Regions from separate parts of the Homo sapiens genome. Here region 2 is linked to region 1. The links are chromatin loops, found by intact Hi-C in ENCODE. Cell type or tissue: B cell. All regions are shown on one strand. Links, peaks and the distances in the headings refer to the core of each region. The heading gives the core; the rest is flanking DNA.

What was found. A loop is a pair of places that touch in the nucleus more often than their neighbours do. Peaks named below come from ENCODE experiments on the same cell type or tissue, not always from the same donor. Only the 100,000 strongest peaks of a DNase experiment are listed, where the experiment ranks them.
Region 2: a loop joins it to region 1, with 9 times the contacts of the local background. A loop is called at or near these places in 2 of 110 quality-filtered maps.

What each region holds. Positions count from the first base shown.
Region 1 is chr15:79,835,371-79,840,758 of GRCh38, reverse strand. LOC124903536 (a long non-coding RNA gene) reads left to right here and starts at 839. Exons shown (of 2, transcript XR_007064730.1): 1 at 839-5,388. In B cell, for the core only: no CTCF peak of the experiment used is centred there; no DNase peak of the experiment used is centred there.
Region 2 is chr15:79,593,029-79,598,416 of GRCh38, reverse strand. No RefSeq gene overlaps it. Among named protein-coding and RNA genes, the nearest start is that of TRC-GCA5-1, 150 kb to the left of the region's middle. In B cell, for the core only: a CTCF peak has its summit at 2,177 (motif pointing right); a DNase peak (open chromatin) is centred at 2,206.

The DNA of each region.
Region 1 (5,388 bases), core at 206-5,205:
ATCTCGGCTCACTGCAGCCTTCGCCTCCCAGGTTCAAGCGATTCTCCTGCCTCAGCCTCCCAAGTAGCTGGGACTACAGGTGCCCGCCACCATGCCCAGCTAATTTTTGTACTTTTAGTAGAGACGGGGTTTCACTATGTTGGCCAGGCTGGTCTTGAACTCCTGACCTCGTGATCTGCCCGCCTCGGCCTCCCAGAGTGCTGGGATTATAGATGTGAGCCACCATGCCTGGCCAGTTTGTAGCTCTTTTAAAAGTATTTTACCTTGAGATGATCAGAGAAATTTAAGTGAATCAAAGTATTGTTCATGGGTACCTCCTATTGCATCCCAAAGAGTTGTAAATATTCTACTACATGTTGAAGTTCTTAATTTTATAAAATTCACATCAGTGATACTGTTAGCACATGAAAGTCTTGCCTGTGAATTATTTAGTAATGCTGTTGCTCAATTCTTAATGTGGAATCTACCATCTCATATTTATATATATATATAATATATAATATAAAATATATATATATAATATATTATATATATTATATATATATATTATATATAATATATTATATATATATATATATATATAAAATATATATATATATTTAGAGACAGAGCCTCTGTCTGTTGCCCAGGCTGGAGTGCAGTCGTGTGATCTTGACTCCCTGCAACCTCCACCTCCTGGGTTCAAGCGATTCTCCTGCCTCAGCCACCCAAGTAGCTGGGATTACAGGAGTGTGCCACCACACCCAGCTAATTTTTGCATTTTTAGTGGAGATGGGGTTTTGCCATGTTTCTCAGGCTAGTCTTGAGCTCCTGGCCTCAAGTGATCTGCCCACCTCGGCCTTCCATAGTGCTGGGATTACAAGCCTGAGCTGCTGTGCCCAGCCCCATCTCACCTTTAAAAAAAACATTTCAGTCAAAGTAGCCATTCCATCAGGGATTAGACTTAGTTTGCTCATAAAATAAACTTGTTTTTTTTTTTTAAGGTAGATTAATTTTGAGAAATATATCCTCACCACTTCATCGCTACCTTAATGTCTTTCTTCCTGCAGTGGTACCGTAAGAGGAGACATGTTGGAAACATCTCTCCTTCTACTCAGCCTCACGCCCTGAAAAATTTCTTCCTGTACTTATTTCTTCAGATTGTCAGCAGTGTTTTCTACTTGTCATCCAATAGTACTTCCTGACAAAAAGATGCGTCAGGGTCTTTTTCCCCCTAAATTGTTTCACCAGTATTTCATCCACATTTCCATGGTATGAAGAAGAAGTAATTTTTAAATGGTATGTTACTTTTTGTCTTTTGCTATTAAGTGAGAAAACTTTTGAAAGGTTTATAAACATTTATGACTATATTTAGTGAGCATTGCTTAACAAGTATTGGAGTTAGTATCTTATGATGTTAAGTATTGCTGAACACATGGTGGAGGTTCGTCTTATCTTCCGGATCTGTAGCTTCTGCTAATTGTGATGGCTTCACACTTTTCATTGTGTGTATCTGAAGAGTGAGATTCATCATTAACCATGGCGAACACAGATACCTACTTTAAAAAATCTTTGTGATAGTTTCAAATTTTTTGGCTGACTTATTGGTAAAACTTAATGTTTTTTCCTGGCTCATGAACAGCTTGCACCAGGAACAGAAGTATCAACTAGTGTTGTCATTTTTGCTTGCATTACAGGCTGAATATCTCCTCTCTGAAATCTTGGGACCAGAAGTGTTTTGGATTTTGGATTTTTTTAGATTTTGGAATATTTGCATTGTATACTTACTAGGTAAGCATCCTTAACTGAAAGTCTGAAATCTGAAATGCTCCCATGGACATTTCCTTTGGGCCTTATGTTGGCACTCAAAAAGTTTCGGATTTTGGAGCATTTCAGATTTTGGCTTTTCGATTTGGGATGTTCAACCTGTATTACAATTATCCTTGGTCTGCTGTTTCTTTGCAAGAATCTTTTTGTTTTTGTTTTTGTTTTTGAGATGGAGTCTCGCTCTGTTTCCCGGGCTGGAGTGCGGTGGTGTGGTCTCGGCTCGCTGCAAGCTCCGCTTCCCGGGTTACGCAATTCTCCTGTCTCAGCCTCCCAAGTAGCTGGGACTACAGGTGTGTGCCACCACACCCAGCTAATTTTTTTTGTATTTTTTTTTTTAATAGAGATGGGGTTTCACCGTGTTAGCCAGGATGGTCTTGATCTCCTGACCTCATAATCTGCCCACCTCGGCCTCCCAAAGTGCTGGGATTACAGGCGTGAGCCACCAAGAATCTTTTTAAGCTACTTGTCCAGTGGCTCGGTTTAGTAAAAACTACCTAATAGGTAAGCCCTTGTGTCTGGGCACATACCTAGGAACTGCAGTACATCTCAATATGCTGAAATCAACTAAACACCCCTCCCACGTTATCTAACTCCTACACCCCTGCCACCTCCCACCACAGCTTGTGTACTGTACCTGACATAGGACCTTCTGATTTGCAAGTGGAGGGAGGGGCTGATGTCAATCTAAATTTTAACTTTTAGCAAAATGCAATTTCTTGTCTTTTAAAGATGAAAAGTAAATATTAATAGAGGTTCTAATGTCTTCTTCCCAAACCCCAGTGGGTTAGGTTCACTGGTCACTGCACTTAGCAGCTCTGCTTGAGCTACAGGGTCATGAACTCCATCAGTCCCTCCTTTGTTGTGTGTGGTGACTGTATCTGTGTGTGTAGCCTCTTGCTGGTACTGGCCTCCCCAGGATTTCTTCATCTTTCTGGTCCCCCTGTGTCCCAATACAAGCCTCTTTGTCTTCTGTCTGAATGCTCTGGTTGGGGCTGTTATTTTGCCCACAGTATTTGGGTGGAATAACTTCTTTAAGTTATTCTTTTAAGAACAGAGTGCCTTTAAGACCCCTGTCACCTAGGAAACAACAGACCCCTTTCTTTTGGGTCTTTCCCTTTCAGACTTCCCCTGGCTGCCAGGATCTATCTCTGAGTATATCGAAGGATTTCCAAGACTAGATTAAAAACTAGAAATACTTTTTAAGTCCCCTACTCTTCCCCTTCCCATTTTCTGCCTCTTCCCATCACCAGTTGCAACTGTTTTTTTATTTTATTTTATTTATTTATTTTTGAGACAGAGTTTCGCTCTTGTTGCCCAGGCTGGAGTGCAATGGTGTGATCTCAGCTCACTACAACCTCCGCCTCCTGGGTTCAAGTGATTCTCCTGCCTCAGCCTCCTGAGTAGCTGGGATTACAGGCATGCATCACCATGCCAGGCTAATTTTGTATTTTTAGTAGAGATGGGGTTTCTTCATGTTGGTCAGGCTGGTCTTGAGCTCCTGACCTCGGGTGATCTGCCTGCCTCAGCCTCCCAAAGTGCTGGGATTACAGGCGTGAACCACCCTGCCTGGTCTGTTTTTCATTTTAATATTGAGGCTTATGATAACAGACCATATCATTGCCAATGAAAAAGATATCTGAAGGAAAACCTGTAGTATTTTATTGCTTTGATTATTATGTGTCCCGTGAATGTCTTATTTATCCTTTTAGTCTTAAAACAGTATGTTTGAAAAGTACACTTTCAAAGCAAATTGTTGTTTCAATGATGAGTCAGATCCCAAAGAGTTCACTACTATAAATGGCAAACATTTGGTTTATCACCGAGAAATAATCTCTTCAGGATTGAAATACAAAAGTGTTTGTTATTTCCTCCCAAGCTTAGAGATAAAGAATACTATATTATTCTGAAGATCTGGGTTGGGATACTGTAGATGTTGACCATGTAGAATGGATACACTGCTATAAGTCCTAAGTACTTGCTGTTCCTCAAATCTAGGGGTAAGATAAGATAGCAAGTCCTACTCCCTGTAGGTATACTTAATGTAAGAACCAGAGGACGGTAGAGATTAGTTATCTGTGTGGCCATCCTCCATACTCCAGGCCATCCTCCAGGCCATCCTCCATACTTCCATGATTATCTTCATAAAACATAACTCTGCCCAAGCCACCTACCTGCTTAACAGCTTTTGATGGTTCTCTATTGCCCAAGGAATAAAGTCCAAACCCTTAGCTTGCAGATAGGGCCCTTTCCAGCCTGGTTATAACCTTGCGTTATCTCTCTCTCTCTCTCCCCCCATCCCCATTTCTCCCCACCCTCCTCCATGTGCGCGCACGCACACGCAAACACACACACACACACACACACACACACACACACACACACACACACACTTTATACCCTTCAGACCAATAATGCTAGGTACCAACAATGTGGGGTAAGAACTAGATTTAAACAATTGAATATGATAATTAGTCTATAACAAGGAAAGTGTGTTAACAGATAGTGGATGATTCGGGAATGGAAGAGTCAGTGAACCACCAAAATATTCTAGAAAGTGAGTATTCACCTTTATTGGCACGTGGATCACCTGGGGATCTTGATACAATGCAGATAGTGATTCAGTAGGTCTGAGGTGTCTAGGGTGGGGCCTGAAATTCTGCATTTCTGACAAATCCTGGGTGCTGCTGCTGCTGCTTGTTGTTTGCTGCCCACTTTGAGTAACAAGATTCTAGGGTGCACTGTCCAATGTGGAAGCCCTAGTCACATGGGACAATTTAAACTTAAATTGATTAAAATTAAATAAAATTTAAAACTTACTTCCTTGGTAAGCAGTTAAGATGGTAGCCACATCTTAACTGCTACATAGGCTCATTTGGCTAGTGCCTACCATATTGAATAGTGCTCTATTTCTGTCATCACAGAAAGTCCTATTGGACAGCACTGTTTTCTAGAGCACTATTTTTCAAACTGTTTTCTACAGACTACCTCTTAAATCAGAATCTCTGGGGATGGGGGTTGGAAATTTGCATTTTACATAAACACCCCAGGGTGCCTTCTGCATGTTAAAATTAGAGGAACACTTCTATAGGGGATCTAAAATCTGCTATCCAGAGGTAAATTTAATGTGAGAATAGGCAAATATCACAGACAGACATGGGGCAGCTCAGCTTAAATTGGAATACTCTCTTGCCAGCCATGAGAATCATATCCAGTTGTCTACAGGTGCAGCAGATTTTGTCTGGCAGAGATGACTTCTGACACCAAAGCTACACAGGCAGCCTGGGCAACATAGATCTTGTCTCTACAAATTAAAAAAATTAGTTGGGCATGATGGCACGTGCCTATAGTCCCAGCTACTCAGGATGCTGAGGTGGGAGGATCACTTGAGCCCAGGAGGTTGAGGCTACAGTGAACCAAGATTGTATCACTGCACTCCAGCCTGGGCATCAGAGTGAGACCCCATCTCAAAAAAAAAAAAAATGGCTACATAGGGTGGAGGAAGTATAGTCCTCAAGCCAGTGGCTTTCTGCAGGTGTGCAGCTGGTCCCAGGTATGTTCTCTGGTCTCATATGCCTTCTTGTC
Region 2 (5,388 bases), core at 178-5,177, 240 kb after region 1:
GAGACCCCTTTAAACCCCTTTAAACAGGAAGACTCTCTGTTTGCCACTTACTCAGATATATGCCCACCATTCATGAGCATTGCTAACAAATATGACACATCTATTTTCCTTAAAAAGCTCCCAAACTCATGCACTATTTTTAGCTTGCTCCAATTCTTCTGGGAGGGTTCACTGTGGCAGATTTAGGCTGGTAAAATTGCTAAATTGTGTTAATTCTGAGGAAATCTTTCTGATATATTTAAATCCAGGAACTGAATCTTCATGAATCTATTTTATAATTTATGGCACTCAATTCAATTCAACAAACATTCATGAAGTGCCCTCTCTGTACCACGTGCTGAGCCCAACCCTTGGTAGGAAATGGGTAACAAAAAAAGGTGTAAGATGTTCCTGCCTTCTGCAAGCTTGCCATCTGAAATGTACAAATTGCAAATGACAAATCACTATAGGCAATGGAGAGAAGGAAAGTGCAGAGATAGGAAAGTTCTGTGAATAGAAACAACCCAAATGAAGGTTCTGTATGGTACAGAGTGATATGTAGGGGCAGTCAGGGCTGGAGGGGTCCTTTTAAACCCCATATCAAGGGTGCAGCTAGTGGCAAGGCAGCAGGCCAGAGAAAGGAGACATTTTAACATCCCATCCCAGGGGCATGGTGCCTCTTAGAATCTCAGCTGTAACGCAGATTGGAAGATTCGTTTAGGGACAGTAATTACATAAAACTATTTTTTGGTTGTTTGTTCACTATCTCAAGCTTCTCTTCCTAGAATACGAATTCAGGTTGCAAATACAATACCCACATCTTCATTTTCCACTGATGTCTCATGTCTTTAGCATTAAAATGAGGCTGAGGGCCATCGATTTCTTCTGTAGATAAAGAGCCAGCCACTGGCACCAGCAAATGGCCCCTCCCCAGAGTGGTGTGAAATGTGGTTATTTATTTGGTAAGAAAATATATTACTCATTATCCCTAACTGCACCTAGAGACATCCAAACCTACCCAGCCAACCAGCTTATTTTTCCTGTAAAGCAAGATAGAAATAAAACATGGTATAAAGCAGAAGAGGAAGTCCCTCCTTCAAAATGACTCCAGAAAGTGGTGGTCAAGGAAGCTTTTCTCGAACCCTTCTGGAAGAGATAGATTCAACCTTCAGAGGCCTAGCAAGAAGAGCTATGCTAATACTCCTGTGCCATATATAATTAAAATGCTACCGAACCATGAAATCTATGTAAGAATGTCCAAAAAATTCTGATTTTCCCATAATGATAATTCAAGGCTTCTTTTTGGATAGATCGATATTCTTTTATTTTTTTCCTCCATTCTTTTATGTTCTTGCCTTGCCTGTCTGCCCAGTCTGCCTCTTGGGAAACCCAGTCCTGCTGGTCAGCCTCCAGTGATACTCCCATAGGACCTCCTGCTACCCTCTAACAGAGCTGGCACTTAACTCCCTTCACAGAAAATACTCACCGGTGCCTCACCTGTACCAGACTGTGAGCTTGTGGGGGCTAGGAATCATGTTCCTTTTGGGGACTGGATGCTGGGCACAGGTCCTGGCTTGTGGTAGGGGTTGAGTGAGTATCTGTTGAATGAGGGTCTTTGGTCATCTTGACACCTGGGTGGATGGATACCTCAGCAGCCAAAGCTAACAATAGAAAGGGATGATGAGTGGGGGTCAGGCAGGACTGTGGCCTGGGAGTATGGTGCCTACTGCAAGGGACCCTGGGAGGGAGATCAAGGCTTATTAGATAATAATTAGGGCTTGATTTAGACTTAGTTCTGGCTGGCACCGGAGGGCTGCTCTGATGAGTGGGGCATAAGGACAGAAGGTGCAGTTTGATCATGAAAATTTTGTTTCTGAGTGAGTGAGCAACTCAGAGCAGGACCTAGCTGTTGGAACTACTGGACTCAGGGTCTAGCATCTTTCCCCCATACCCAGCCTAACAGATATGAGCCAAGAATGCCAGGAAAGAGAATTGAAGCATCAACTTTGTTGGATGCAGAAAAGAAGGAGAAGGTCAAGGAAAGACTCTGACCCGATGGACATAGGAGTGTCTGATGCTCTTCCTGGATACTAAATCTTTGGCCACAGAAGTCTAGGTGAAGCTGTGGTTCCTGATCATAACATACTCCAGCCTCTAGGAGGAGCTCAAGAACCTCACAGGGTGGACCATGGGCTCCTACCCACAGGTGAAGCTGTGGTTCCTGCTCATAACATACTCCAGCCTCTAGGGGGAGCTGAAGAACCTCACAGGGTGGACCGGGGGAGTAAAGCTGATGGGGCAGAGAGGTCATGTGATTGGATCGCACTCTTAGGAGGCAGAGTGTGCACAAGAAAGAGGTTTAAACTGTAATTTCTTGGCTTATTTCTTTTTAGATCGTTTTACTGTCATTGGCCAGTGTCTCATATTCTTACACTCTTTCTCCTTCATCATCAGAGACAAAAAGGAGACAAATATACTTGTCCCAGAAAAGATGTCTGTGGTAGGGAGTTCAGTGTCTCCAGTTGAGCAGGAAAGACAGACGCTGATGAAAGAGACAACTCTTGTGACAGAGTCTTGCCCTACGTAGCAAGTCTGAAGCCCAAGGCATTTTAAAAGCAGGTATTTTCAACAGCGGCCTGTAAATGCACATTTTAAATAACAGATTGTGCACATGACCTAACACTGAATCCATTAAAACGGGAACTGTGGCTTATTTTTAAAGCCTCCACTAATGCTGCTTTGGCTTAAAAAAAAAAAAAAAAGCCTCATGTGCTATCCATAGTACAGAATTCCAGTCCCATAGAGTTCCATATCAATAACATCTGCTGATTCTGCCTTTTGAACAAAGTAATCAATCCTCCCCTGGAGGCTGCAGTGGAGAAAAGGAAGCACACAGTCTGGGAAGCCATCTGTGCAATTCTCGACCTGGCCGGTGTCACCTCAAATGTCGCCGAATGCACTTGACTCCTCCTGGGAAGCACAGAGGGGCCTTCAAGGAGACCCCTCGTCCTGCCATTTTGCAACCTGACTGCACTGCTTCTAATTATTGCATTTTTCAATGTGTTTATATGTGTCATAGCTTCCGAGGTGAGGCACCCACCAACTCTGACACCACTCCTGGCTGTGGGAACAGCTGTCAGGGATGCTGCCTGTCCAGGTGTCTGGAAGATGATTTATAGTATGTATCTGAGCAGACTGGTGATATTTTATTAATCAAAATGTCAGAAAATCTAATGATAATGTGCTTGCTACAGGTCTTAACATTTTCAATTTTTTAAATAAACATTTTAGATGCCGACTTTGGGTTTCTGTATAAAAGATAATATTATGGAATACCATTAGAGAAACCTTAATGTTAGTATTAATATTGGGGGATAATAAGAATTTATTTTGCTTTTTTTTAAACAAAGATTACAGTTTTACTGTATGCACATTTAAGAAATCCCAAGCTGATCTCATTCTACAGAGACAGGGACTATTATTCTTGTTTTGTATCTGGGAAAAATGAATGTTTCAAAAGGCATATTCGTAAGTAATCAATGAGTAAGATTTTTGATGGTTTGTTTTTCATATTTTTAAAATGCCTTCTGCATGCCTTGACTTGCAAAGTTCTTTCACAAATGCTGTCGTTTTAAACTTTACTTTCAAAACATTTTTGTGTAATAGATATTATTATCTCCACTTTACGGATGAGGAAATCAGGCTTATGTAACTCACCTACATCACGCAACCAGTAAGTTTCAGAAATGGGTTTCAAACTCAACTCTCTGGCAGACCGTTCCCTCTCTTAGCCCAGTACACTATCTCATTCGCTTATTTGCCCATTACTTTGATCAGCTAGCATCTGAGTGTCTGTTTCCCATGTTCCCAGACTTGAGCACAACATCAGAAATACAGAGGCAAAAGCACAGGATTTATTCTTGAGGAGTTCCCAGTCAGATGGTGAGTTGAGAATGTCAATTAAATATGCTAAGATACTTGAGAATATTTTAAAATTTAAAATGATTATTTAATACACATCCATTGAGCACTTATATGTGCCTAATATTATGAGAAACACCAGAGACATAAAGGAGAATGAGACGTAGACCCCTATGTTAGGTGTCCCAGTCTAGCTGGTAAGCAGCATAGAGTCAATAAATCTCACACTGCAAACTCAGGTGTGCAAGAAATGCACCTTTGTGTTCATGATCCAACTTAGTTCTATTTTAGCTCATGTGGTACGAGAGCAGAGGAAACTTAACTTCCGTCAGTTGGGGTGTCAAGGCTTTTGCATGTATGTAGCTGTTGGGAGGTGGACAAGGTTCTTGATGATGAATCCACACAGGTCAGAGCAAAGGCATCTTTTATTCTCATCCACGTGGCCCCTTTCTATGCTGCCTCTGGGGGGATTGTCATACCTGGTGGATTGGGAACATTTCTACTCATTCTGCTCTGCAGGCTGGAAAGGAGTTGGGTACCAAGGCCACCTGAATACTGCTGGCAAAATGGTTCATAGCTGCCTCCTTTATCTGTCCCTTGATTCAGAGACCAAGGATGTGCGACCTAGAAAATTGCTGATCTGTTAGCCTGATATATGAAATTGCCTGGCTGTTGTTTTCTGATGGGCCACCCACTATTTTTCCTTATTGATTGCAAACTCCCCCAAAACAGCTCCAAGGTAAGTAGAAAAGGAAGTGACCCGTGAATTCCAGAAGGTGCAATTCCTGAAAGACCCAGAACCCTCTGAAAGTAATGTATGCTGGGAACAGTAATTTCAAAGTACTTCCAGTAGGTGGAAGTCGCCTGGAATTGGGAACTACACTGGGATGTGTGCATGTCAATTTACGTTCTGCTGTAATCAGAGAAAAGTATTTGGTTATTTCACAAGGAGACAGAAAGTCAGGTCAAGAGCAATCTGCTCACCTTGTCTTTTGACAATTCCCTTCTTTAAACATATCTTGCCTGGTTAAGGAAGAGTGAAGAAGAGCAGGGGTGGGAAAGGGGTTCTAACAAAAATCTTGCAAAATAAAAGATGGAGAACAGCACCAGACAGACAAAGAGGAAAGAAGACTCCTCTGAAAATTACCTACTGTAGGCTCTAAAGAAGAAATTGCAAGATGGTCTCTGGCAAATTCAACACACGGTGGAGCTGCAGTGCAGTCAGGGCACTGAGGCAGAAGCCTAGTCCTGCAGCTGGAGCAAATCCCAGCAGGTTAGGGAAGACCAAAACTAAGCATTCTGGCCTCTGGCTTCATGTTTCAGGCAGTACCCACTGCTCTGGCCCTCTCTTGACTCTATTGAACTGTTGTAATTTTCCATAAAGGCTTTGCTTCTGTCTCTAGATTATCAACGTGCAGCCCCAACCCCACTCCTGACACTTGCCTGACACAGCTTTTACATTACAGGTAGATATCACCAATTCTGTTT